7 separate regions of the Homo sapiens genome follow, and regions 2, 3, 4, 5, 6 and 7 are each linked to region 1. The links are chromatin contacts, found by Hi-C or POLR2A ChIA-PET in ENCODE. All regions are on one chromosome and are shown on one strand. The core of a region is the stretch at or near the end of the contact, and the rest is flanking DNA. Distances in the headings are between cores, read along the strand shown. Region 1 holds the start of FNDC3A (fibronectin type III domain containing 3A). Region 2 holds the start of ZC3H13 (zinc finger CCCH-type containing 13). Region 3 overlaps TMEM272 (transmembrane protein 272). Region 4 holds the start of DHRS12 (dehydrogenase/reductase 12). Region 5 overlaps LCP1 (lymphocyte cytosolic protein 1). Region 6 holds the start of WDFY2 (WD repeat and FYVE domain containing 2). Region 7 holds the start of RUBCNL (rubicon like autophagy enhancer).

Region 1 (2,881 bases), core at 151-2,650:
CAGAAGCATACACACTTTGGTTTCAAGAACTAAAAAACACAGACCACAGTAAGAAGCAAAATAATTACGTTGTTCGGTTTTAAAAACCCATAGTGAACACATAATGATTATACCGCAAAAAGAAAAAAAAAATCTCATCAGCCTGCGACTCTTATTTAATAGATGGTCAGACACAAAGGTGTCCAAAGGAACTTACGTAAAATCTCACAAAAGAAAATCTCGAATTCACAATCTCTAGCACCCCCAGCAAATCATCGCATTCCACCCTCTAAAATATCCCAAGGCTTGTAACGCTAACAGTTGAATAAAAGAACAATTAACGACCACATCCATTAAAACAGTCCCTCTTCTGCTCGCAATCTGACAGCGAAATTATCTGTTCATTTTCCTTTACCTAACACATGACGTCGTTTCCAAAGCCGTGTCAAAAGTTCGAAGATCCAGGTTGTTAAAACCGGGCGAGGACTGCAGCCTCGAGTCCACCTCCCGACTGAACAGGTGGTTAACTCGCCCGGGGAGAGGAACTGCCAGGTACTGGAAGCAGCCACGCAGGATCAAACAGAGGGCGGGTTTTCGAGGTTTTAACCCCAAGATGAGCGGGGAAAACTCTCTTCAGAAAAGCGTTCAAGTTCGGCGGCTGCCGGGCGGCCAAAGCCGAAGGCGCCGCGGGTGCTGGGCGATCCTCTCAGGAGGATTCCGCCCCAGCCCCCGCCCCCGCCCCCGCCCCCGAGCCCTCCGGAGCTACGCGGCTCGCCGCGGGGAGGAGGCGGGGGACAGAGAGAAGGGCCGCCCGCGCACCAGCGCCACCTCCCTCGGGCTAGATGCCGCCTCCTCTTGGGCTGGATGGCGCCCCCGGCCGCGCCCCCGCAAGCGTGTCCTGGCTAGGCTCGGCCCCGGCAGGTGCCCGACTAGTAGACCGGTCCTGTCCCCGGCCCCACTGCCCCTCTGCACCTCTGCCCACAGCGCGCCCACAGAAGGGGGTGGTCCGCGCCCCTCGACGGGGCCGAGCCCTGGAGAGTGCCCCGGCCCTCAGTCCCAGCCTAACGGTTTCCGCGGCGCCTCCTCCGGGGCGGGACGGGGTTGGGACGGCTCGGTGTCCCCCGCCTTTCGCGGAGGGAGTGCCCGCGCTCTCACCTCCGAGTCACGCCGTTCTGAGGCAGAAGGCGGCTCCTCTGGCGCCTCTTCTTAGGGTTCCTGATCGTTGTCTCTCTACCTCAGCTGCAGAGTCAGCTCTCAGGGCCGCCGCGGCCGCCGGCGCGCTGACTGTTGGGGTTGTTTCCTGGCAGTGACGCCGCCGCCTCAGCCCCGCTCTTCGCTCCCTCTCCGCGTAGCTCCCGCTTTCTGTTTCACCCGAGGGACCACGAACGCCGCCGCCGCCATGCTTACTACGGAGCCGGGAGGAGGAGCCCGAAGTCGGCGCGCCGAGTGCGGCTGCGCGGGCCCCGCCGACGGAGCCCGCGGCCGGGACCCCGAACCCCCGCCTCGAGCCCGCCGCGCCGGGGCTCTCTCACCGGAACGCGAGTCCCCGCGGGGCCACCGGCGCGTGGCGGCTGAGCGGCCGCGTTTGGCTCCCGGAGCGCCCACACCCTCTCGGGCTTCCGGCTTTCTCCCGAGGCCCGGCTGCGCCTGGCTTGTGGTAGCATCCGCTGTGGCCAGGCTCGGAGCTACACTCAGGAAAAGTGGAGTTAATGGAGGTTCCTAGAGACACTCACACAATTCTCAATCCACATTTCAAAAGGCTCCCCTGAGACGCACCCTGTCGGCCCCTTTCCGAAAGCACGCGAACTTAAGGCTGGCAGGTGCTTTAAAAGACACTCCTCCCAAGGACTAGGAAGCCTCTGAAATGGGCTTGGAAGTTTCTAATCCCAAAGACTTCGAACCCAGGATCTGGATAGCAAGCAAAAATATTTAGATATTTACTCAGTTGAAAACGTGGGGGGTGGCTTCGTGGTCTCTTCGCCAGCCAAATCGCGTGGAAAACCACGACCTCAATTTTTACAACAGCACGAAGACTTACAAGTGAGCGTAGCAGCGACTTCCTGGAACCTCAAACAATGTGGGACGCTGCAATAATGCCTGAGGGCTTTTGACTTACAGTTGCCGCCGGAGACCTGGGGAGGGGGTAGTACTTGGGCCGGTGAGTCCAGCCTCAGGAACTGTCCTTTCAAAAATGGTGATGGATGTAACAAGTTGCATGTCTGGGCTTTATTTCAGTGTATTAATTGTGCGATCTTTTAAAATAGCTGTATTTTTAAAACTGTTTTACAGAAATCTCTTTAAAATGTGATTATTCTCTATATTCTTAAAGAATACAATGGCTAATTAAATCCTTTGTTGATAACTGACTCTCAAACCGATATCTTGGCCATACGTTTAAGTCCCAGAGGATTGCTGCGGTGTATAGAATCCCTACTTTGGTGCTCTCTTTTTTTCCCTCTTTGGAATGTTCTCATCACCTCTTCTAAAATCCTTCACTGCTTTTCATCTCCTCATCTGCCTCTATCCACTCTGATCCTTCCTCTTATTCTTTCTGCTTTACTGTTTATTTTTCATTCTTCTCTCCTTTCTCGGCTGGTTTTCTCTGCGGCTCCAGGTGAAGATTGATGGGATGTTTATGTCCACAGCCAGCTAATGAGAGGTTTCTTTTCTTCTGGTTGTAAATAGGGCAGTGGTATCTTGAGATATTTTCATTGCTCTTCACTATCAGAAGTTCTTTCCCTGTGAGAGATGTTTCCTTTTCTTAACTTTTGGATTTGGCCCTCTTCGAGACAGCTGGCAAGTTGATCTTGGAATAATTGAAGTATAACTGTATATTGTTTCAAAGTATGAGGATTTTATCAGAGTGTGGGCGAATGGGGTGGCTTCCCCATCTTACTGCCCA
Region 2 (2,881 bases), core at 98-2,597, 2.9 Mb after region 1:
TTGTGGAAGTATAAATGAATTCAGTTCTTTTGACGTCCATTTGGGAACATGCCGTAATTGCAAAAAGTACAGAGCCTTAGACTAGCAAATCTATTCTAGGGAAGAATATTCTAAAGAGACAAAGAAGCAATTATGTATAAACAAGGGTACTCATTGTAAAGTTGTTTATATTAGTTAAAAACTGAAAAAAATCTAAAGGTATACAAACAAATAAACATTTAAATCAAACAATTCCCAGTTTGTAAATTAATTTGAAACGTCTGTATTTCAACAATTTCTTTCTTCTTCTTTTAGACCTAGCTCCTGGAGGTGGGGACGATTGGATCTATGATTTGGGCATCAAATATTCGTTTACAATTGAACTTCGAGATACGGGCACATACGGATTCTTGCTGCCGGAGCGTTACATCAAACCCACCTGTAGAGAAGCTTTTGCCGCTGTCTCTAAAATAGCTTGGCATGTCATTAGGAATGTTTAATGCCCCTGATTTTATCATTCTGCTTCCGTATTTTAATTTACTGATTCCAGCAAGACCAAATCATTGTATCAAATTATTTTTAAGTTTTATCCGTAGTTTTGATAAAAGATTTTCCTATTCCTTGGTTCTGTCAGAGAACCTAATAAGTGCTACTTTGCCATTAAGGCAGACTAGGGTTCATGTCTTTTTACCCTTTAAAAAAAATTGTAAAAGTCTAGTTACCTACTTTTTCTTTGATTTTCGACGTTTGACTAGCCATCTCAAGCAAGTTTCGACGTTTGACTAGCCATCTCAAGCAAGTTTAATCAATGATCATCTCACGCTGATCATTGGATCCTACTCAACAAAAGGAAGGGTGGTCAGAAGTACATTAAAGATTTCTGCTCCAAATTTTCAATAAATTTCTGCTTGTGCCTTTAGAAATACAACCATGCATTCCGTTTGCTCCACGGTAATTAGGCGATGGCCCAGAAAGGGGAGGGGTGTCAAAAACGACAAACATAGCCTCTCATTCCAGCTCAGCTGCTCAATAAACACTGTTGAACGAATGAATGAGTGGCTCTAGGTACTGTCAACAAATGCCGCATTTTGCGCATTTACAACAGCTGTTTATGGTAAGGAATTATGTAATAAAAAGAGAAAACTCACTTAAATTCACTTTTAATTGGGAATTTTAGTTCTCCCGGGCTCCCAGTTTCCTTTCCTAGGATCTCTCACAGAGCACAGATTCGATTTCCAAGTCCCGCCGCACTCTTACCGCTCGCATGGAACCTTACGCCTAGAGGGCGTGTCCACGAAGGGTGGTGTCTGCGCACTGACGACTAATCTGACGGCCGGAAGCTGCCTGGGTCTACAGAGGAACAGGGCAAACCTCTGACTTCCGGCGGCATTTTGAGGCGGTCCTCCTAGCGGCCTGGTAGTGTTTTTGTTGCCTTTTCTTAATCTACAATCTCTTCGTTATTTTTCTTCCTGCGACCCAGTTTCGCTTGACCCTGGAGAGGCGGCGGGCGGGTTGGTTCTGCTTCTCAGCCATCCCGGGGGCTCCTCGCTAGCCAAGAGCCGGTTCCCGGGAGCCGCGCGCGCATCGCTTTCTCCTCGTCGTCGTCCTCCTGGGTCCAGGCGCGGGGACAGAGTCGCCTCCCCCGCTCCTCGGAGCGGCGGCGGCGGTGGTGCCTCCGGACTGCACTTGCGAAGGGAGCTTGGGGAGGAAGTAAGCGTTCTGTGAATTGGTGTGGGTATCTGGGGAAGGCATTGAGCGGACCCGTAATGCGGAGGCCCGGGTTACCCCCCCCCGTCTTTGCTTGAGTCACTGGGATTTTGAGCTTTCCTTGAGCATCCCACCCTTAACTCTGCAATAGCCCCCTGTGCTCAGGCGTAATTTCTCACTCTGATTATGATTCTGGCATTTGTCTAAGGGCGATAAGTAGACTCAGACAATAGGCTGTACCCCTCGTTACCATTTGATGTAAGCACGGGAACCCTTGTATGGTGTTCGTATTTGTGTGCGATGGAAGGGTGCAGCAATTTGGGCTTAAATTTAGAATCTTCCTCTATACTCATTCCAGATCTGTTAGAGAAAAACATCTTACTTGTGATTGGTCTTGTTTTTTTTTTTTTCCCTCAGCAGTGATAACGATTTAGGTCCTGGGAATTGAGTGCTACTTTATCTTCACAAGCCTTAGGTAGGTAGTTTTGGCAACTGTCAGAAACGGGGGAAAGTGGAATAGAAAGAAGAGAGTCTGTTTGGCGGCATTATCTCTCTGTAATAGGCTAACGCAATTTATGTGGTTTGAAAATTATTTAGAGTTGATAATACTTGAATTATGTTGGTAAGATGTTGTTTGTGAAGGGTAGTCTTAAGGTATTTGGTTATACTATGGGGCTTTCAGGTAATTCGAACTACTTTGAAAATTATGGGAGTATGAAGTCTCTTAAGATTTTTGGATTTTTAAAGTAGTTTTAAAAATTTGGAAAACATCTTTACACCTCAAGTTTTCGAAGTCCGCGATACCGTTGGAGAATAAATACTTATGCAGTTCAGTCTATGGGTATATGGTGCCAGTTAGCGGGGTCTAGTTCTGTAACATTTGAAATTACTGGCTTTAGTACAATATATTGGAGCGTTTTGTGAATACAATCTATAGATTTTCAAATAATTTTTATTTTCTTAATGAACTATTTAGATTATAACAGATGACAGTTTCAACTAGAGACTAGCAAAGTTGATGCAAGCTTGTAACAATTGCGGCTTTAAAAATAGTTGCACTCTGAAACTAAGGCTTTCACTCTGTGCATCTGGTAGGATTCAGTTTTATCAAATGTATGCCTCTTACTGGCTTCCTGATTACTGGTCATTCTAAATGAACATTGCATATTTTGAGATTTGCAAGCTTATGTGATTT
Region 3 (2,881 bases), core at 176-2,675, 2.8 Mb before region 1:
CAGGTTTCACAGGATGCTTAAGAAACTGCAGTGAAGAGGAAATGCAGGGGTCTGTGTGTTTCTAACCCAGTGCCTGCCCCTTCTTCTCCTTGCAGCCTGCTTCGTTGTTGTGCTCTGTGCTTTCCTGGCTCTGCCGCTGTCCATGACCTTCATAGGTAAGCTGCCTTCCGAGCTGCTGGACGCCACAGGTCAGCCAGGTTGGGGCATGGACCCAAGGCATGTAATCTTTAAACATTAAATATGTGTTTAAGAAGAACTGGCCAGCCCGATGATTCCCAGACACCTATGTGCCATCTCAGAATGACTTGGTGAAGATTTAAAAAATACACATTCCTGGGCCCCGCCCTGGGAGATATCAGTGCAGTATATCTGGGTGGGGACAGACACTCTCTTTTAGAAATCTGTCCCCAGATGATTCTGATCCCTCCAGCCCAAGTTTGGAAGTGACTGGGCTAGAGGTTTCCCAAAGTCCCTTCCCAGTTCCTATGTTCCCTTGTGGAAGCAGGTTGCAAGCAATACAAAAAATGCACCTGGCGTTAGGTGATGTATGGGCACTCTATACATTTTTTTTTTTTTTTTTTTGCTGAATGAATGAGTAAATATTTCCATAAATCACGTATATTAAACAACCTCATAATCCAGAAGTGTGAGGTCTAGCGAAGGTCAGGGGAGGGGCAGGATGGGGGAAGCTCCTTAAGTAGCTAAAAATTGTTATCACGTGTCAGTGAAATTAATCTCATGCTCCTGAACATTGCTAATGGGAGCCCTGTGTACAGGACCTAGCTACCCCTATTTACCTAGAAGCCCAGCATGGCTGGGCATGGTGGCTCACGCCTGTAATCCCAGCAGTTAGTGGGGCTGAGGCGGGCCGATTGCTTGAGCCCAGGAGTTTGAGACTAGCCTGGGCAACATAGTGAGACCTTGTCTCTACCAAAAAATGCAAGTCTTGACTTAAAAATTAGCTGGGTGTGGTTGCGTGTGCCTGTAGTCCCAGCTACTCGGGGGACTGAGGTGGGATGATCGTGCCACTATACCTCCAGCCTGGGCAACAGGACTGAGACCCTGTCTCCAAAAAAAAAAAAAAACACAAAAACAAAAAAGAAGCAGCTCAGCAGGCCCAGTGTTCTAGGTCCAAGCTCACAGCATATTGGAGCAGAAAGTAAAAGAGCATAGGAGTTGTTGCAAAACAGCAACAACGAAACACCCAGTACCCTAATTGCTTAATGGGTAGGAGCCTTCCTTTTGAGGTGATGAAAATGTTTTCGAACTAGATGGAGGTGGTAGTTGCACAACACTGTGAATCCACTAAATGCCACTGAATTATTCACTTTAGAATGGTTTCTTTTGTTATGTAAGTTTCACCCTGCCACCCCTGCTAAAGCCACAATACTAAAAATGGAAACAAAAACAGTATCCTTAGATCTGTAAGACATGAAAGCTAACAGCCTGACAGGAAATAAAAAAGAAGATAAGATTTTAAGGTTTGCAGAGAACTGAAACAGCCAAGTAGTCTGGGGCCATTTAGTGTAAGAGTGAACAATTCAATCACTTCAGCAGGCCCTGGTGCTGTGATTATTACAGTGCAATTCAAAAATTAACACTTATTATATGGCTCTGTTCTTCCAAGAAGAGTTCACAAGATGTTAGGCATGCCCTGCTTATGAAGTCGGGGGTACTCTCCAGAGGGCATTCTATGCAAAATCTGTAAGGTAAGAGAACCCTAGCCTTTGGACCCTGTGGTTAGTTACCTTTCTTTTTGCTTTCTTTTGAGACAGGGTCTCACTCTGTCGCCCAGGCCGGAGTGCAGTGGAGCGATCTCGGCTCACCGCACCCTCTGCCTACCCGGCTCAAGTGATTCTTGTGCCTCAGCCTCCTTAGTAGCTGGGATTACAGGCGCCCACCACCATGCCTGGCTAATTTATATATTTTTAGTAGAGACAGGGTTTCACCACGTTGGCCAGGCTGGTCTTGAACTCCTGACCTCAAGTGATCTGCCCGCCTCGGCCTCCCAAAGCGCTGGGATGACAGGCATGAGCCACCGCGCCCAGCCAGTTATCTTTCAAATGAACTTAACTGCAACAATTCATCCACCAATAAGGCTGCATAAAAGAGACAAGACCCCACAAGCCAATTCCCATGGATATTATATTAAAATCACCACATCCACTGCGGAAAGAGGGTTTTGGAGGTGTTATTGCTTCTAGAGCAATATTGGTTATAGAGTTTGTGTTTGGGGTGATGAAAACATTTTGGAAATAGATAGTGGTGATGGTTGCACAAGATGATGCATGTAATTATGCCGATGAATTGTACACTTAAATATGGTTAAAATGGCAATTTTTGTTGAGATATTTTATCACAATAACAAATATTTTAAAAATCACTACATTTGGTAGTTGTTATCAACTGAACTAGGGAGAGATCTAAAACCAAAAAGAATAATCGTGATACTGCAGATCAGACAAGAAAGAAAATCTAGAGTTAAGGTAGGTCCTAAGAAGTACATGAGAACACAGGGGGAAAGATGGCTTTTATTAAATTTATTAGGATCGTTTTAAGCCATCTGTGCACTGATTGACTCTCCTGTGAACAGCAGCTGTTTTTATTCATTGGGAATGAGCAGATATCTAAGCCATTACTCAATGTTCATTTCACAGCTGGCTTTTGAATTGAAAGGCAGTCCATGTCCAACAAATTTGGCACCAAGTACTTAAAGGTCTTTGTGTGAAAAGGCTGTGTTGAGACTTGGAAAGTATTTCCATTTAATAACAAATTCACCTAAACATCAGAGATAACTAAAAGACAAGCCTCCATAGGTTGATGATTGGATCAACGTGTATATTTGACTAAACTCTGTTTTGGGCCCTGAATTTATGGCTCT
Region 4 (2,881 bases), core at 272-2,771, 2.8 Mb before region 1:
GAAAACTTAAGGAGGGAAACCAACACTTCTGATCACTTTGTATGAAACTAAGCTCTTTATAATGAATGCCTTTAATCACAACCACCCCACGAGGTGCGCATATTCATTCCCATTTTACATATTAAGAAACCAAGACTGAGGGTGTATGCAGCATGCTCAGGTTCACCTGGCTAATGCAGAGAGCTGGGTTTGCAGCCACACTTTTACTTCAAGGGGCTGCTGACACCCTCCAAGAGACTTGGTGGTTCAAAACTATTTCTCATCCCCTCTCTGCGAGCCAAAAGCCTATTTCCTGAGGTGTTCAGAGAGATTCAGAGCAGATTGACACCTTTTCCATCACTGACACAAAGAGGAGGGTATAAAAAACAGTATGTAGCCCTGGGGATCTAAAATATTTTCCCAGCCAAATCGGACAGGCATTGAAAGTCACACAGGCTGGGGTGGTTTTACAAAATGCCACTTGTTTAAATTTCCTTTCATCACTCTGTCAGGAATAACAGCAACGTAGTGGAGCCTCAGAGTCCTGTTGAGAGGGGCGAGCTGTTCCGGGGAAATTTATTTCAAAAGTTATTCTGAAGTAAAAACTTGCCCACTGTGGAGTGAGGTTGGACAGTGATCCTATATCCTAGGTAATGAGGCTATTAAAGCAGCTGGTCTCTTCAGCTTATGTAAGTGGGGCCCAGTCTCTGGGCGACTTGGGTAAACCGGTATAGAATTTAACAGGGTGACTAGGAGTGACAGCAGCAGTAAGACCCCCATTTCTAATGTGGCGTTAGGGCTGGAGGTTAGATGTGGACAGGGGTGTCTGAGTCCTACATAATGGGGCTGGATGACTAGTCTGAGATCTGGGTTCACGCAGCAACCACACTCTTTTTTACTCACACTGTTCATCTGGGCTTGGGTGGAAAGAGGCTGATGAGGATTTGGGGGAAATCAAGGGGCTCTCCCTGGCATTGCATGAAGTCGCAGAACCAGTGGCAAAAGTCCAACTTTGGAGACAATTACTTCTCGGGTGGGAGCCCCAGCCCTGCCTCTTGCCTGCGATGTCGCCAATCTGACTGCGCTTGCTGGAGACGGGAAATGTGGCACGGCACTGCATCCCCCAACACGTGTAGAAACTTAGAGAATGCCAGTTATTAAAATAACCCTTATGATAACACCAATTCGATGCAGAAGTCTTTTAAATATCATAAGCCTCGTCGTTTTATTCCACATGGTTTTCTAGGTAACCAAATTCTAGGAGGTGCGTTGCAGGGCCATCTTCGCATCCCGGCCATGCCCAGCAGGACGGTGTTCTCTAAACGGCGCTGATGCCCGATTTCGACCCCGAGGAGACTGCGGACCTCGACTGCGGCCCCCACCAGGGCCGGTCCGCCCTCACTCCACCCTCTGAGGCTGGGGCGGAGTCGACCGGCCGGCCCCGAGACCCCTTGCCTTACCGGTGGAGCAAGGAACCGGAAGCCGCGGCTCTTACATAACCGGGATGATGTCAGGGCGGGCGACTCCCGGGGGGCGGGACCAGGGCGGAGGCCGCGCCGGGAGCGCGGTGGGGCTAGGCGTGGGGCGCTCCCGGCATGTCCCTGTACCGCAGCGTCGTGTGGTTCGCCAAGGGGCTGCGCGAGTACACCAAGTAAGGCGGCGCGGCGGGGCGCGGGGCCCCGGGCTGTCACGTGGCCCGCCTCGGCGCGGGCGAGCAGGGTTGGCGGGGACGCGCCCGCGGCTCCTTCGCCCTCTCGCTGGGCCGACTAAGCGTGTCCAGAACGACGGGTGCGCCCGCCGTCTAGCGACCCACGGCTGGGCGTGGGGCAGTCGCCAGACTCCAGCCGCTCAATGCCCGCGACCGAGACTGGCGCCCGAGGGGCGGGGCTGTGGCGCGCCCAAGCCCAGGGCCGTCCCACTGACGTCAGGCGGCCCCGGCGCCAAGGAGCCTCTTGGGCGGCACCTCGGCGCCCCGCTGGGTGTGCTCGTGGAAGTGTCTTCGTGGTGCTGCTGGCGGCGTCAGATAGGGCTGGATCTAAATCGCTAGCTAAGGCTCTGTCCTAGTGCCTTTGGGTGTGTTTCCTTTAAAAAGATGCAGCACCTGGACTGCGACCTTTGGCTCCAGCTGGAACTTTCCAGCCAGTGTGTGCTTCTGGGGAACGGTGCGTGGTGGTTTCGTCGCCCCGTGACCACGCTCAGTGTGCCCTAGTTGGCTCTCCACCTCATTGTGGTTTTAAGAGGTGACAGGTTCCTGTGACGGAGGAGAGATGGAGGTTTTCTCTTAGAATTGATTAGGCTAACCGCTGGTTCTCAACCCTGTCTGCACATCAGAATCACTGGGCGAGAATTAAAAGTACCCAGTTTTCAGGCCCCATCCCTACAGATTCTGATTTAGTGGATCTGCACAGGGGCCTGGACTGGCATTTCATCCAAATGCCCCAGGTGATTCTCACCTCTGAGAGGCTTCTCCCTGCACTGGGGCTTTATCAGTTCCCACGGCAACCTGGCCAGCACTCCTAGGGGAGGTAGGAGTTGCAACTCCCTGCTCTTCACCCCACATCGTTTTGGAGAAGGTTCAGCTCTGTCTCAGGAGCCCCTGCTGCAGAGAATGGTGGGGAGTGTAGTCGTGAGCCCTGTCCCACAGTTTTTAGGGGAATACAGTGGCAGCCTCTTTCTTTCAAAGGGGTGTCCTCTGGCAATGACCATTAATTGCTGGATCTTTCCACATTACACAGCATGAAAGCTTAAGTCAGTTTCCAACCAGGGGTGGGCCCCAAGGAAAGCAGACTGTAAAAATTTCTCCCAGGACTCTTTCGCTCTGATTTCCCCACCTTGAGGGAAGGTAGAAGTGAGGCCAAGGGGCCCAATCCACCACAGATTGGTGGGGGAAGGGAGGGGAGGG
Region 5 (2,881 bases), core at 188-2,687, 2.8 Mb after region 1:
GTTTTACAGCAACAGTGCCAAGAAGCCCAGCCTCAGGATCTGCAATCTCAGACAGAATCGCTTTTGCGGCTGGCAAGGTAGGGCTAGGCAGCAGGCACAGGTGCCATTTCACAGACTACCTCGGGCCAGCAGCTGCCCTTTAGACACCAAATTAACTCACCAAAGTTGTCTTTCCAGCAAAGTGGTTTAATGTGAATTTGAAGCATTTAGTAGCCTTGTTTTGGGTGTCTGTACCTTTCAGTGGATGGGATTGTCTAAGTATGTACACAAGAATATTATTGTTAAATTCCTCAAAGAAGGTGATAGGGGACTTTTCAAGTCCTGTATACCATTAGGTTATGGATTGTTTTGTTCATGTACACAGCTCATTTACTGAGTACCTCACATGGGCCAGACACTAATCTGCTAGGAGAGATGAATGGTAACAGGGACCACACTACAGAGATCTGGACCAAAGCTCAGAGGAAGGGCTCACTGATTCTCCCCAGCCTCCAGAACAGGATGCCTGAAACCATGATGATTGTTGCGATAAGTCTGAGGGTGTCATTTTATTATTGATCTATGAATTTGGCTGTCTTGTCTTTTGAACATTTCATCTCGTGGTGAGTTGTTTTAATTGGGTTTGCTCTTTGGTTGCTAAGGAAATTTGGAGGGCCTTAGTGCAAGGTCAAGAATCAATGTACAACAAGGTGTGGTGGTGCACGCCTGTAGTCCTAGCTACTTGGGAGGCTGAGGCAGGAGGGTGGCTTGAGTCCAGGAGTTCTGGGCTGTAGTGTGCCATGTCAATTGGGTGTCAGCACTAAGTTTGGCATCAATATGGGAGCAGGGGACCACTAGGTTGTTTAAGGAGGAGTGGGTGCACTGGCTCACACCAGAAATGGAGCAGGTCAAAACTCCTGTGCTGATCAGTAGTGGGATCACACCTGTGAAGAGCCACTGCACTCCTGCCTAGGCAACATAGTGAGATCTGTCTCTTTAAGGAAAAAAAATAGAATAAATGTATAGAGACAAATGCAGGGGGTAAGAATCATCGTGACCTAGAAGATGCCAGTGTACACAATATTTGTATGTGATTTGGCACATGTTAATTGCAGCCTAAACCTGAACAGTGCCTTTGCCATACCTAGAAAAATTCCCCTTCATGTACAAGAAACATACATGAAATTATATTCGTAAGACATTTGAAATCTTGGGGGATTGTTCTTACTATATGTGAAGAAGGTCTTAATTAAAGAGAAGAGTCCTATCTTAGGGTTTAAAACTTATTAAAGAGGAAAGAAGAGAAATAAGGAGGCCTGGACTCTGGTCCCAGCCACACCTCCAATAAGCTCTGTGATGTTAGGCATGTCCTTTAACTTGGGTGTCATTTCATGCCTCTGTGACAGGGGAGTGGCCAGATAGATCATCTCTAAGATCCCTCCACCTCTACATTCTATGACTGCTATTCTTACTACATTCATTCTATAAGGAAGTTGGCATAGACCCAGAAGATAGCAAAGAAAACTATGAAAGATTTGGAGAATAAGCCCTAAAAAAGCAGGTTACAAGAATATAAAGAGACCAAGGCATGTGATGGAATCTTTATGAATTGAACAGCTCCTGTTATTTCCTCTGAGAATAGCCCAAGAGAGACCTTCAATCGTATCAGAAAAGATTTAGGTTACAAAGTAGGGATATGAGACACCAGAGAGGTTGTAGGATTTCCTTATTTGGATATTTTTAACAAAATAGTAGATGACTCTCTTTCTGGGACAGTTTGAGTACCGTCTTGCCTAGAAACTAGGAGTGAACTGGATCAACGTGTCTTAAGCTGTGTGTGGTAACATCCCATAAAACAGGTCTCACGTGCTGCTCTGGGAACTTCCCTGATCTGTGCGGGGGCAGTCCAGCAGCTAGGCAGCTGAGCAGAGCGCATCTGCCTGGGGCCAGTGAGGAGAATGCATCTAGACAGAGCTTTTCGTGCTGCTGAGGTAAGAGCAGGAACACAGCCCCCCAGCCCCCAGGAGCGAGGCTGGGCTGGGAGCTGCCCACTCCCTCACTTGCTCCATTTCACAGAAGGCACCTCCGAGCCAAAGCTACAGCTGCTGATGGCGCCAGCAGCTATTTCTCAGCTCATTTGCAATACTTTCTAATCTAGCTCTAATTTGTATGTATACTTGTCAGCTACTGCATAGAATTTTGGAACTTTTAACATAGAACGGACTCCGCTTCTCAATTTATGAATGAGAAAACTGAGTCCCATAGAGGCAAGATGGAGCCTAAAGTTACACAGCCTAGGTCTCCTGACTGCCAAGCTTGGCACTTCCTTCTATTTCCTGCCAGTTATTTCCATTTTGATTTCTTTGGAGATGTTCAAGTATATTAATTGTCTCAATATCTTAATTGCCTGGGCTGCTTTAGGTATTTTATATTTTTATTTTTTTGATAAGCCTCTGTGCTAATTTCTTACACTTATCTAGTTTTATTTTTCCCTCAGAGCCTTGTGTTTAACCTTTTCACTTGTTCGTTTTTGATCGTCAGAACTCTTTTCATTGCATTAACTATTTCACAGTAAATTAGCTGTAATCCATGTGCTGCATTTGAAACTTGATATTTAACTGTGGGCTTCATGCCTGAAGCCCCTCACCAACCCCCTAGCAGCCAGGGCAGTACTTTGCATACAGACACATATATGGAGTGAAAGAATGAATGAATGGCATTTGATATCAAGGTAATAGTGCAATCATGGTTAAACAGCTAGCCCATAATATTCAATTTATTGAAAAGATGCATTTGGGGTACTCTGAGCTTTCAGTAGGGGAAAGTCTGGATCTTAAATTGCTTCTGGTAGAATGTGGGCTAAAGGGTAGCTGTAGAATTTAAAGATGTTAGTATCAGGAGC
Region 6 (2,881 bases), core at 243-2,742, 2.6 Mb before region 1:
CATCCTAGTTATACTGAAGAACCTAAGACATGAACAAACCTATCGAGCTCAATTGTTGAGGCCACACACTATGCTAAGTGCGGAAATGACTATAAAGACAGCAATGAGCACTTTGTTGCTCAGCCTCTCAATTTTGAGTCACCAAGAAAGGATACTTTACCTCTGCATGATTTGAACTTATATTAAGAAAACCTACTTACTGTAAAATCCCCGTGTTATGTACCTCTACAGTGTTCTTTTGTAAGAATGCTTATATAGATTTTACCAAAGAAACAATTTCAGATAAATTATCATAATACTATCTTCAAGCAACATTACTCTAGAAATTAGCTTCATCAGCTTTATTCCTGCATATTCAAGGAAATTCAGTTAAAGCGAAAACGCAAAACAGAGAGAGTATTTGAAGGCAGAACAACTAGTTCCACTTCTGCATATTAAGCAAAATTAAGCAAAAATAAAGGAAACAGGCAAAGGGAAGGAACTCAAGAGCTATTTGCAGCAGTGATCCGTTACAAGTTCTACGCGCTTCTCCTCGAGCTCCAAGAGATAAGGAGGGGAAAGGAAAGAAGGCACCACGCAGAAGCCTAAACTTACTCTTGGTACAACTTAGAATATTCACTGAATTCAGCCTAAGATGTCTGGGTTATCTGGATTCAGTAGGAATGTCTGGGAAGAAGGAGTGGCATTTGCTTTCTCCGTTTGAAACCCTGGGAGCTGTACGAGAGTACCCCAAACCCCTTGGTTATCTTGCAGAGGCGGCTCAGGGCATCGTTCCCCAAGCACACACCTGCAAAGCCGGGCGGCTCCTCCCCTCTTTCCCTCCTGTCCTCAGGGATGGACCAAAGTCCCTCCAGCGCACCGTTAGCCCGAGGGCCACCCGGCTCCCGCAGGCACTACCCAGCCCGGGGTGAAGCCGGAGCGCTCGCCGCCGTCCCGGCTCCGCTTCCCGGAGCCACACAGCGGAGGCGGCGCGCAGCTGAACACCGGCACCACCAGGATGCGCATTACAATAAAACTTGGGGGAGCAAGTCTACACTCGCGCCGACGTGAAGGCACAGCCCCTGACGCGGGCTCGAGGGCCGTCGGCCCGTCCCGCCCCTCCTCGCGGCCGAATGGCAGTAGTCCATACCTGTCCTCGGAGACGCTGATGACGCCCTCCTCTTTGGGCACGATCACGGCCATATTCACCACCTCCTGGGACCCCTCCATCCGCTGCAGCAGGATCGGCTTGCGGGTCAGAGGCTTGGGCTGGATCTCCGCCGCCATCGGAGGAGGGGGCGCGCCTGGGGCGCCGCCGCCAACCGCGCCGCGGGGCCGGGCTGAGGAGACTGCTGGAGCACGGACACAGGTTGAGACAGAGACTCTGGCTGGCCGGAGCGGAACGCCGGAAACCGGCGAGCATAGCCTGGCCGCCTCTCTCGGGAACGACTCCGCGCTCCCTGCTTCAGGCACCAAAACCGCCACGACCTGGGATGCAAGCCGGCGCCACTACAAGAGGAGGGGGCGGAGCGCCGGGGGGCGGAGCCTGTGTGGGCGGGGCCTGCCGCAGGGGGTAGCCGCTGGTGGGCGCGAGGGCGGCTCCACTTCCGGGAGGGTGGTGAAGGAGGAGGGGAAACCTGGAGCAGGAGGCGGGGATCTGGTATCCCAATGCGCGTGCGTCAGTCCCGCAAGCCCATTTTCACCCCTCCCCTCCGCGACTCCCCGGGCGCTGCAGCACCACTAGGACGCATGCGCTTTCCGTTCCTCGCGGTCTTCTCTCTGCCTTACACACCCAAGGGTTAGGCTCCTCCCTCTTTAACCTCCCGTGAACGCGCGTATACACACCCCTGGGGACGCGCTTGCCAGACGCCACGCCCCTTCGAAATTCCCTGAAAAGAGGGCGGAGGTGGGGCGGGGAAAGGAGCGCCTCAGCAAGACCGGAAAGAGAAGAGGCCTGCAGGAAGGAAAGCCGCCCAACTCGTTGGGACGTGACTTGGCATGCGCGCGGGCTACCTGGCCTAGCGGTCTTAACAATGAAGCGCGGCGGGAGGCCGCTTACTGCTCCCAACATGCACCAGGCCCAGGCTGCCGGAGGGAACCCAGTGGCCTCCTGGGAGTCGTAGTTTCTTGGAGCCTCCGCCCCCTTGTCCTGGAATGACCTATCGCCCACTTTCTGCGCTATGGGCCTGAGGAGCTCAGCGGCCTCCAGGGCCATTGGCCAAGTCAGGACCCAGACTTGCCTCTATGGGAACTGAGGGGCAGCCCCCAGCTGAGTAGGACGTCACCACTCCTAGGGTCAGACTGATGCTCGGAATAGTGGCACGGAAGGGACATGAAAAGGAGAGAATCTTTCATACAGACATCTTCAAGGGAGCTCAGAGAACATATGGGGTGTCTATCCCCTCGTTTTCTTAGATGGCTAAATTACACAGCCAAGGTTACTTTAGTGCAAAGTTAGGGCTAAACAACCCCTCCTTCCCTCCAGACTTGAACCCAGGCCCCTAGTGCTGGCTTCTTTCCATTTCCCCAGCAATCCAGCCTTTTTAGCTTGCTCCAGACACAACGGACAGAGTTACTGTAGTTACTGACTGAATGTTAGGTGCCTACCAGAAGGCCTGGCATGTGGGGTTGATCGTGAAGACTAAGCTCTGCTTTTTTATCTTGCCCAAATTCCTATCTAAGGGGTCTGGGGAGTCATGGCCTACAAAAACCATAAATTCTCATCAGATGGGTTTTGACCATGTAGGTCATGACTTACTTTCCAGTCTGACTCTGGCGTAACAAGGAAGAAAATCAAAATGTTTTACCCCAAATTATATTTCCTTGCCATGCCTTAAAATTGCCCTGCAAAGTCTCTTGTGGGAAAAATCCACATTCTATATCCCCTTTCCCCTTTGTTTTC
Region 7 (2,881 bases), core at 120-2,619, 2.6 Mb after region 1:
CCGGGAGAAGTCAGGGCACCGCGAGAGAGAGCTTAGCTTCCTTCCTTCCTCCATCCCTCCCTCCCTTCCTTCTGGGACTTAGGTTCCTTCCTTCCTTCCTTCCTTTCTACTTTTCTTTCCTTCCTTCCTTCCTTGGCTTTGGTTCCTTCCTTCCTTCTACCTTCCTTCCTTCCTTCTTTCCTTCCTTCCTGGGCTTAGGTTCCTTCCTTCCTTGGCTTAGATTCCTTCCTTCCTTCGCCCTTCCTTCCTTCCTTTCTTTGCTTTCCTTCCTTCCTTCCTTCCTTGGCTTAGGTTCCTTCCTTCCTTCCTTCCTTCTTCCCTCCCTCCCTCCCTTGGGTTCCTTCCTGCCTGCCTGCCTGCCTTCCTCCCTCCCTCCCTCCTTCCCTTCTTCTCCTTTCTGTTTTTTTTTTTTTTTTTTTTTGACAGTCTTGCTCTGTCGCCCAGGCTGGAGTGCAATGGCGCGATCTCGGCTTACTGCAACCTCCGCCTCCCGGGTTGCTCCTGCTTCAGCCTCCCTAGTAGCCGGCATAACAGGCACCCGCCACCACGCTCGGCTAATTTTTATATTTTTAGTAGAGACAGGCTTTCACCATGTTGGCCAGGCTGGTCTCGAACTCCTAACCTCAAGTGATCCATCCGACTTGGCCTCCCAAAGTAGGTGCTGGGATCACAGGCTTGAACCACCGCACCCGGCCAGAGCTTAGGTTTCTATTCGTGACAACTTTCTGTATTGGTTGGCAGGTTCTCCTAGCACCACCATGATCTCAGGACTAACCACTGCACACCCGTGATGGGATTCCAAACCTTCGCTGCAAGAGGACAAGGTGACGAGTTGCTGACAGTGAAGGCTAAACTAACGCGGACAGTGAAGTGCTACATGAGTCGGACTCAGACTCCAGGTGAAGCAGCCAGCAGAGGTCAGAGAGAGACAGCTCACGTTCCGGGTAAGTTGCAGGTCGATTTCAGGGCCGACTCATCCAGATTACTCATTCTTCATTTCAGGCAATTGTATGACTGCTAAATACTGCTGCTGGGGGCATCTGGGGTTGGGAAGTCATTTCTGCCAGGTCTTTGACCCCTGAAAGCGTCGTTGCGTCTCGCGCCGCGGGTAGGCAGGGCGGGATTTCTAGGAGGACCGGCAGAGGCGCGCATAGGTGCGTGGTGCTGGGCCCGGGCGCCGCGGCACCGGTGTAGGAGCGCGCATCTCCAGAGTTTCTTCCATCTGGGCGACGTCTCGGTGCCTGCGGCGGGAACGGCGCTTTGCTTCCCTGAGGAGCTTCTAGAGAGCTACGGTGGCCCCCGTGTGGGAGGCGGGGGGCGTGGCGGCGTCGGGGCGTCGCTGTCCCCTCCTCGGTAGCTCTCCTCCCTCCCCTTTCTGCTGTTACCGGGAGCGCGGTGGCCACGGAACGCTGCCCGGAGCCGCGCGAGGGAGGACCCGACGCGCGGCGTTTACCCAGCGCAGCGTTCCACCGCTCGGGTTTGGCTGGGTGAGGCTGGCGGGGCCGGGGGCGAGATGGGAGCGGCGCGGGGTGGAGAGGGTGGTTGGAGAAAGGGAAGGGAGGGCCGCGGGAGAGGTTGGATGGTGGAAGTGGCGCCAGAGAGGTTTGTGCCCAGCAGAGACACCCAGGTATCTTAGGGTCGCTCAGAGCAGTGTCGGGGACCCCTTGGAGACAGTAGGAAGGGGCTCCTCGCGGGGTGGCGGATTTCTATCCGGTTGACTTTGTAGAGTGAGGTTGACCCTGTGTTCGGCTTGGGCCGGGAAGGGCGCAGAAGCGGGACCTCAGGACACTTTTACGCAGGGCGATTCTCAGAGACTACAAAGCCTGCGCCCTGCGTCCTCCCAGGCGCAGTGTTCTGGGATCAGTGTCTTTTCTCTGTTTTCGTCCTCAACACAGCCAAAGTCGTGGATATGTGGTGACAGAAAAACATTTGGCTACATAACTGAGCTAGGCTGGAGTGTGAAATCGCGGCGTGTTATTTGGTCCGGGCGCCCTACATAGCAACCCCCACTCTTCTCGCCCCCAACCCCCCGCCACGCCGGACACGGTCAGGCGGGCGTTCCCCCAACCCGCCCCTTGTGAAGTCCACCTGCTGAGACTGATACAGATCCCCTGCGAACTTGATGCTGTCCGCTTGGAAAACGTGGAGAACTTTCAGAGGAGGGGTTATTTCGCCTTGAGTGAAAATTAAGACTCAAAGGAAAAGGTATACTCAAGAGCTGCCCTTACTGGGTTATTTCTGTGGAATTTGGAAGGATCTTTGAATTGAAGATGTGGTGGGAGCGCGCAGAGAACAGAGAATCCGTAAGCTTGAGTTTCTTAGACCCAGTTTCTTAAAGCCAAAGTAGCGGGGAGATCTTGGCAAGTCAAGAAACCTTCTTGAACTTCAGTTCCCTTGCCTCAGGGGGAGAATACTCCAGCCATACCCCACTGTGTGGTTTAGAAGGTTAATGGCCTGGAGGGAGGGAAGTGTTTTGAAGCCTATAAAGTATCCTGTGAAGGTATCACCACATTGCTGCCCACTGAAACACTGCCGGCCGCCGACAGAACTTTGTTTGGAGCCGAGTTAAGACAGCATCTTTATGGCAGTGCTGGGGTTTTCGTGATTACCGGTCCAGAGTGTCAGGACACCTCTGTTTCTCAAACCCCAGTTTCTGCACTGCCACATGAAACTGCTCATTACTGAGTGACAGCAGAGGACAGGAACTTTGCCTTCTTCATTAACTTCTTTAGGGCCTTTACAAAGTGGGAGATGGTAGGAACTTTGATGAAAATTGAGGGTCATAGCCTTGGAGCGGGGTGAGGGGTTAGATTTGACTGGACATAGTCTTCATGCAACCGTTTAACAACAAAAACATTGTTGGCTGAGTTCTTGTTTTTTG

Evidence for each region. Hi-C counts contacts between places; a loop is a spot of excess contacts on that map. ChIA-PET counts read pairs that join two places held with the same protein, here RNA polymerase II (POLR2A). Pooled maps may share reads with other maps.
Region 2: a loop to region 1 is called in a map of B cell, with 13 times the contacts of the local background. The contact joins the promoter of ZC3H13 here to the promoter of FNDC3A in region 1. A Hi-C loop is called at or near these places in 3 of 168 maps with a recorded cell type or tissue (B cell, CD8-positive, alpha-beta T cell and naive thymus-derived CD4-positive, alpha-beta T cell) and 9 of 50 pooled maps.
Region 3: a loop to region 1 is called in a map of CD8-positive, alpha-beta T cell, with 7 times the contacts of the local background. The contact joins the enhancer-like site here to the promoter of FNDC3A in region 1. A Hi-C loop is called at or near these places in 1 of 168 maps with a recorded cell type or tissue (CD8-positive, alpha-beta T cell) and 6 of 50 pooled maps. POLR2A ChIA-PET finds 5 or more read pairs at or near these places in 1 of 52 experiments (CD4-positive, alpha-beta T cell).
Region 4: a loop to region 1 is called in a map of CD8-positive, alpha-beta T cell, with 14 times the contacts of the local background. The contact joins the promoter of DHRS12 here to the promoter of FNDC3A in region 1. A Hi-C loop is called at or near these places in 2 of 168 maps with a recorded cell type or tissue (CD8-positive, alpha-beta T cell and sigmoid colon) and 12 of 50 pooled maps.
Region 5: a map with no recorded cell type shows a loop between it and region 1 (5-fold over the local background). The contact joins the enhancer-like site here to the promoter of FNDC3A in region 1. A Hi-C loop is called at or near these places in 1 of 37 single-sample maps with no recorded cell type and 4 of 50 pooled maps. POLR2A ChIA-PET finds 5 or more read pairs at or near these places in 1 of 52 experiments (GM12878).
Region 6: a map of CD8-positive, alpha-beta T cell shows a loop between it and region 1 (14-fold over the local background). The contact joins the promoter of WDFY2 here to the promoter of FNDC3A in region 1. A Hi-C loop is called at or near these places in 2 of 168 maps with a recorded cell type or tissue (CD8-positive, alpha-beta T cell and naive thymus-derived CD4-positive, alpha-beta T cell), 1 of 37 single-sample maps with no recorded cell type and 10 of 50 pooled maps.
Region 7: a map of OCI-LY7 shows a loop between it and region 1 (6-fold over the local background). The contact joins the promoter of RUBCNL here to the promoter of FNDC3A in region 1. A Hi-C loop is called at or near these places in 1 of 168 maps with a recorded cell type or tissue (OCI-LY7), 3 of 37 single-sample maps with no recorded cell type and 4 of 50 pooled maps. POLR2A ChIA-PET finds 5 or more read pairs at or near these places in 1 of 52 experiments (OCI-LY7).

Annotation. Positions count from the first base shown.
Region 1 is chr13:48,974,431-48,977,311 of GRCh38, reverse strand. FNDC3A (fibronectin type III domain containing 3A) reads right to left here and starts at 1,400. Exons shown (of 26, transcript NM_001079673.2): 1 at 1,135-1,400. RefSeq lists enhancers at 366-465, 626-1,245, 1,136-1,435, 1,246-1,865, 2,136-2,195 and silencers at 606-1,085, 1,416-1,685.
Region 2 is chr13:46,051,212-46,054,092 of GRCh38, reverse strand. ZC3H13 (zinc finger CCCH-type containing 13) reads left to right here and starts at 1,347. Exons shown (of 19, transcript NM_001330564.2): 1 at 1,347-1,689. CPB2 (carboxypeptidase B2) reads left to right here. Exons shown (of 11, transcript NM_001872.5): 11 at 295-907. The coding sequence ends at 479. CPB2-AS1 (CPB2 antisense RNA 1) reads right to left here and starts at 1,245. Exons shown (of 3, transcript NR_046227.1): 1 at 1,128-1,245. RefSeq lists enhancers at 1,182-1,381, 1,392-1,561, 1,091-1,626, 1,627-2,163.
Region 3 is chr13:51,823,840-51,826,720 of GRCh38, reverse strand. TMEM272 (transmembrane protein 272) reads left to right here. Exons shown (of 5, transcript NM_001351003.2): 3 at 96-155. Among named protein-coding and RNA genes, the nearest start is that of TMEM272, 20 kb to the left of the region's middle. Within about 2 kb of position 1,425, at least 14 of the 41 ENCODE cell types and tissues checked have a DNase peak (open chromatin) inside an H3K27ac peak, as active enhancers do; they include CD4-positive, alpha-beta T cell and CD8-positive, alpha-beta T cell, where a contact is called at or near this core.
Region 4 is chr13:51,802,803-51,805,683 of GRCh38, reverse strand. DHRS12 (dehydrogenase/reductase 12) reads left to right here and starts at 1,521. Exons shown (of 9, transcript NM_001377533.1): 1 at 1,521-1,630. LOC107984561 (a long non-coding RNA gene) reads right to left here and starts at 1,848. Exons shown (of 2, transcript XR_007063805.1): 1 at 883-1,848. RefSeq lists an enhancer at 641-770 and a silencer at 1,321-1,960.
Region 5 is chr13:46,167,552-46,170,432 of GRCh38, reverse strand. The region is part of intron 1 of LCP1 (lymphocyte cytosolic protein 1); the gene reads left to right. It also overlaps the pseudogene RN7SL288P. Among named protein-coding and RNA genes, the nearest start is that of LCP1, 13 kb to the left of the region's middle. Within about 2 kb of position 1,437, at least 11 of the 41 ENCODE cell types and tissues checked have a DNase peak (open chromatin) inside an H3K27ac peak, as active enhancers do.
Region 6 is chr13:51,583,073-51,585,953 of GRCh38, reverse strand. WDFY2 (WD repeat and FYVE domain containing 2) reads right to left here and starts at 1,492. Exons shown (of 12, transcript NM_052950.4): 1 at 1,130-1,492. The coding sequence starts at 1,266. RefSeq lists a silencer at 1,272-1,641 and enhancers at 1,782-2,061, 1,720-2,240.
Region 7 is chr13:46,385,740-46,388,620 of GRCh38, reverse strand. RUBCNL (rubicon like autophagy enhancer) reads left to right here and starts at 1,369. Exons shown (of 15, transcript NM_025113.5): 1 at 1,369-1,487. RefSeq lists enhancers at 593-702, 723-822, 853-1,132, 1,513-1,602.